Regions from separate parts of the Mus musculus genome. Here region 1 is linked to region 2. Evidence: chromatin loops called from intact Hi-C (ENCODE). Cell type or tissue: left cerebral cortex. All regions are shown on one strand. Links, peaks and the distances in the headings refer to the core of each region. The heading gives the core; the rest is flanking DNA.

The links. Hi-C counts contacts between places; a loop is a spot of excess contacts. Peaks named below come from ENCODE experiments on the same cell type or tissue, not always from the same donor. Only the 100,000 strongest peaks of a DNase experiment are listed, where the experiment ranks them.
Region 1: a loop joins it to region 2, with 2.7 times the contacts of the local background. A loop is called at or near these places in 3 of 42 quality-filtered maps.

What each region holds. Positions count from the first base shown.
Region 1 is chr4:122,888,504-122,891,419 of GRCm38, reverse strand. No RefSeq gene overlaps it. Among named protein-coding and RNA genes, the nearest start is that of Cap1, 3.9 kb to the right of the region's middle. In left cerebral cortex, for the core only: a CTCF peak has its summit at 1,682 (motif pointing right); no DNase peak of the experiment used is centred there; H3K27ac peaks cover 1,021 bases.
Region 2 is chr4:123,060,908-123,063,823 of GRCm38, reverse strand. No RefSeq gene overlaps it. Among named protein-coding and RNA genes, the nearest start is that of Gm46868, 19 kb to the left of the region's middle. In left cerebral cortex, for the core only: no CTCF peak of the experiment used is centred there; no DNase peak of the experiment used is centred there.

The DNA of each region.
Region 1 (2,916 bases), core at 277-2,776, 170 kb after region 2:
AGGGGGAGTAAGATGACAGCCTCCCAAAGGCCGTTGTCTGCCATCAGCCCCTCCTGGCAGAGGATACATGATCTGCCCGAATGCACGCAGGCTCTGAGCCAGGCTGCACAGATGCACACAGTCCTCTGAGCCAGGCTGCAGGGATCCATGCTGTCCTCCCAGCCAGGCTGGGAAGTGCTCCAGATGAGCTGCCAGAATTCTGTGTCTGAAACCCTGAGAGATAAGGGAGGAGACTTGGGTAGCACTCTTAGAGACAAAGCTATTCTGTAGATCTGGAATGTGCTGAAACCCAGCCTCCCCATTACCCTCCCCCAACCCCTCCCTGCTTCCAACCAAAAAAAAAAAAAAAAAGAGGTGATAACATATGCAAAGACTGCTGCAACTCCTGCTTACAAATTGATTACCTACAAGCCTGTCCTCCTTTTCTCTTATCAGCTACAGTTTGGGGGCTGAGACCCCAAACCAAAACCCTATCCCCTTCTCAACTTCCCATCTCCCATACCTCCAAGTTTCAGAGCCAACTTCTTAACTTTTTCATTTAGTCAAAAATCTCCAATAAATATTTATTATCAATTTTGTGCCAGAGCACAAGGAACTATAGAGAGAAAGAAACTAATAGGGGGAGAAAGACATCAAAAGATAATTGCACCCAGCACTTGGGAGGCAAGGGCAGGTGGCTCTCTATGAGTTTGAGGCCAGCCTGGTTAATATAGTGATTTCCAGGTTAAACAGTGCTACATAGTGACACTCTGTCTCAAGACAAACAAGCAAGCAAGCAACCCCCACCCCAACAATTATTATTATAGGACTCACTGAGGAGGAAAAGCAGCAGTGTTGGAAATATATGCGTGCTGTCAGCTCTTCCTGTACTGTAGCAAGATGCCTGAGACTGGATAACTTGTAAGGCATATAAGTTTATTCCTCACAGTTCTGGAAGTAGGAAGTCCTCAAGGTGGCTGATAAGGTTGTGCTCTGGGTTTCTGAGATAGTTTCTTGTTGCCAAGTTTTTACAGGGTAGAAGGTAGGAGGGCAAAGGGCATATAGCTTTCAAGTCTTTTAAAGGCATCAGTGCTATCTATCCATAAGGGTAGAGTCCTCATAGCCTAATCACCACCACCTCCTCCTCCTTTCCCTCCTCCTCTTCTTCCTCTTCCTCCTCCTCCTCTTCTTCTTCCTCCTCCTTCTCCTCTTCTTTTCTCCTTCTTCTCCTTCTCCTCTTCTTCCTCCTCCTTCTTCTTTAAGTTTTATTTACTTATTTTATGAATGTGAGTGCACTGTAGCTGTCTTCAGACACACTAGAAGAGGGCATCCGATCCCATTACAGATGGTTTTGAGCTACTGTGTGGGTTCTGGGAATTGAACTCATGATCTCTGGAAGAGCAGTCAGTGCTCTTAACCACTGAGCCATATCTCCACCCCCTGCTTAATCACTTCTTTTTAAAAGTCCCAATACTTGCTATTGATTAGAACTGTTTCGATATGAATTTTAGGGGAACACAGTTGTATACAGTTGTAGTTTCATGGGACCAGATGTGCTCTAAGTGATCACAGCATTTGGTTTCCCTCTATCCTCACCATCTTTGTTACTGCCATAAGGATGGTTTCTCTTACCTTTTTTTTTTTTAAAGAATTATTTATTTTATGTATATGAGTACACTGTTGCTGTCTTCAGACACACCAGAAGAGGGCATGAGATCCCATTACAGATGGTTGTGAGACACCATGTGGTTGCTGGGAATTGAACTCAGGACCACTGAGCCATCTCTTCAGCCTGGTTTCACTTATCTTGGACCATATATTTCAGTCTTCTCTCTCCTAAACAAATATATATTTACGTATTTTAAAAAGTATGTGCATGTATGTATGTTGCTGTGTAGGTACATGCATATGAGTGCACATGTTCTTGGAGGCCAGAGGCATCAGGTCCCCCTGGAGCTGGAGTTACAGGCAATTGTGAGTCACCCGACATGGGTGCTGGGAACTGAACTTGGGTTCTTCACAAGAGCAGTACGGATTCTTAACTGTGGAACCATCTCTTTAGTGCCTGTTCTCTTTTTTAAAAATTACAGATTATTATCAAATTATTACTACTGACGTGTGCGCGCGCGCATGAGAAAGAGAGAGAGAGGGAGAGAGAGAGAGAGAGAGAGAGAGAGAGAGAGAGAGAGAGCGCCATAGTACCACGTGGAGGTCAAAGAACAACTTTGTGGAGTTGGTTCTTTCCTTCCACCTTTATGTAGGTTCCAGGGATAGAACTCAGGTCATTAGGCTTTTCAGCAAGCACCTTTACTCACTGAGCTATAGTGCCAGCCCTCTTTCTGACCTTTGATGGGTCTGTCTTGCCCACTCAAGACTATGCTCTACAGAACATTGCTAAAATGCAATCTAATAGCTCTTCCATTACAGTCTGCCCCTCCTGTGGGGGTACAGCCCAGGGGCAGAGCATCGGACCCCACTTCTCCTCTTGAGGGGTTGGTTTAGCCTCTTCGTCCAACCTATGTCAAAGCTGTCCACAGGCACTACTCACCTCATCTTGGCCAAATTCCTATTTCTACCGTTTTACCCATCCATCTCAGCCCAGGAAATGATTATTCTGAATTCAAGGCATTTGCTGGATATGCGCTAGATATGAGCCAATTGTAGATGAAGCATTGTGGTCTGGGCACAGAACAGAATCAGCTAAGGAAAAAGAAAACAACAAAAACAAAACAAACAAACAAACAAAAAAAGCCAGCAGCAAGCTACTGTTTTTTCCCGGGTGTAGAACTGGAATAAGGTAGTATAGTGTTTGGAAAGGCCAAATATATATCCTTCAATATATAGACATGTATACAGCAGGTAATGTTTTCATCCTATCTGTCACTGGAGTCATAAGTGTATGCATCTATATGCTCAGTCAAAACAAGCAGTTCCTCA
Region 2 (2,916 bases), core at 322-2,821:
TATGCTTGTACACACGTGCCTTTACCCAATGGGACATCTCCCCAGTCCACAATTGTTTTTAATTTCTAAAAAGAGATTTATTTGTGTTCATGTGGATAAATGTCTACTTATACACATGCATGCCTGGTGACTATGGAGGCCAGAAAAGAGCGGGCTTCTGGAGTTGAAATTATGGACAGTTGTGAGATGTGGGCGCTGGGAAAGGGACTGGGGACCTTTGTGAGTACAGCAAGGGCTTTGACCACTGAACCATCTCTCTAGCCCCTCTGGTTTTGATTTCTTGCACAGCAGCTGTACCATTTCACACTCCCACCAACAGCGTACAAGCTTCCATTTCTCCACATCCATGCCAACACTCCTTATTGTTGGGACACCAGGAACCCTAACAAACAGCTGTGAGGACTCTCAGTGCCCAGAACTGTTCAGCGGTGAGGCATAGGTTTGTTACTAGCAAACCTGCTTCCACCCAGTAGAAGAAGCCTGTTTGCAGAAAAGGGGTGAGCTGTCGGATGAGGGCAACTCCATAGCCATGAGCTGAGTAGCACAAGTTGTGTCTGAGGATAGTTGTGTCTATGGAAAGTTGTGCTTTCCTGGCCTTGAATTTATTGTAGCAGGGAGAGTCTTGACATGAGTCTCATTCCCTGGGACCCAAGCTGGCCTCAAACTTGTGGCATTCCTCTTGCCTGAGGACCTTGATCACTGGAATTAAAGAATGCACAACACAAGACATTATAGTGGCTCGGTGATAAACTCACCTCTGTACCTGAACTTGAATTGGGGCTTAATTAATTTGTAATCATAAGTCTTTAACATAGTTAGTGCTCTAGGAATTTTTGTCTTTTCTTCTCTTGGTTCCTTCTTAGAAGTAAAGACAGTGCAAATGATTTTTACATTTAAAAAAACCAAAAACCTACAGGAACAGAAGTACAGTGAAGTAGTTAGGACCTGAGTTTGGAATCAGCCCACTCTGGGTTCAAATCCTAGTTCAACAAATATTACTGGACGTTAACTGTCTTAGTCGGGGTTTCTATTCCTGCACAAACATCATGACCAAGAAGCAAGTTGGGGAGGAAAGGGTTTATTCAGCTTACATTTCCACACTGCTGTTCATCACCAAAGGAAGTCAGGACTGGAACTCAAGCAGGTCATGAAGCAGGAGCTGACACAGAGGCCATGGAGTGATGTTACTTACTGGCTTGCTTCCCCTTCCCCTGGCTTGCTCAGCTTGCTTTCTTATAGAACCCAAGACCACCAGCCCAGGGATGGCACCACCCACAAGGGGCCCTCCCTACTTGATCACTAATTGAGAAAATGCCTTACAGCTAGATCTCATGAGGCATTTCCCCAACTGAAGCTTTCTCTGTGATAACTCCAGCCTGTTTCAAGTTGACACACAAAACTACCCAGTACATTAACTAAATGGATTAAGCATTTCATAATATATATCAAACATTGTTATACACCTTAAATATATAGTTTGGCCAATAATACTCAGTGAAGTTAGAAAAATGTAAAGACTGGCTTAAAGCAAAAAGGATTAAACAACAACAACAACAACAACAACAACAAAAATCCAGCTGTGTTGGCAGACACTGACAATCCTAGTCCTTGGGAAGATGAAGCAGGGTGAACATGATGAGTTGACAGCAGAGCTCAGATGCTTGGTGGAGTCCAGCCTGAAGTCACACAATTGCAGAGAGCCTCCAGCAGCATTGCTGTAGGTGCCTCACCCCCTAGAGCTCTTTCTAGTACCCAGCTAGTGCTCTGCCAGCATGCTCTCTCTGCATGCTCATTCCTTTGTATAGTGGGGGCAACATAATGGCTGGTCTGTTCAAGGGAACATTATGAAGTGCACGTGTTTAGCCTACACCACCAGGCACAGTGAGTGCTCAACGAAGGGTAGCTGTGACTATCGAGGCATGCCTTGCAGGATACAGCCTGACTATCTGCTAACTGTCCACTACTGCTCCAGATAAGGATTCACATCCTGGCAGAATTTCCAGTCCAGTGGGAGCAAGACAGCTAGAGATGGAGTGTGTCACAGTAGAACAGACTGGAGCCGCTCACCTGACTTCGGATCCCAGCCTGCCCTTGACTGCTTTCCTCAACTTTCAAGCAGAGCTAATAATAGCAGCACCTCCTGGGCTCCTTAGGGCAGTTGTGAAGATGAGTTAGTTTGTGTAAAGATACTCAGGGTGGTGCCTGGCAGCCAGTGCCATGTTGGTTGCCCCTAGTATGCTGTGTGATGCGTAAGCTGCTAGCCACCACACGGCGAGGGAAGATCATGCCAGAGCCATGGGAGCTTTGCTCTGAAACTATTTTTCTTTTATTTTTGAGTGTGTGTGTGTGTGTGTGTGTGTGTGTGTGTGTGTGTGTGTGTGTGTGTGTGTGTGTATACACATGAGCACATGTGCTTTCAGAAACCAGGGTGTGGGGGATCCCTCTGTATAGGATATATTGGATTTTATAGGCAATTCTGAGCTGCCTGGTGTGGCTGCTGGGAATTGAACCTGGGCTGTCTGCAAGACAGCTCTTAACTGTTGAGCCATCTCCACATCCCAAAGAAATTTCTTCTCTGAGGACAAGATCTTAGCCTTGAAGTGTGTGTAGGTGCTTTCTAGGCAAAGAGTAGGAGACATGGCTTCAAGTGAAATTCAGCCAGAGCCATAAGCTGAGACAGGGAAGAAAACAGACCTATTTGAGCAAGCAACCTAAGACCCTGACAGTCAAACACAGGAGGTAAGATGGTACCATTTTTGGCCTTAAAGTGTTCAGTTGGGTTCTAGAGAATCTGCCCTGATTGGTACTGAGAACTGATATCATTACATATGTCAACATGTTAGCAGGTTTTCTCCATAGAGCAGATAGATTTCATTCATACCTATTACTTGCTGGGCACTGCAGGGACGACTGTCT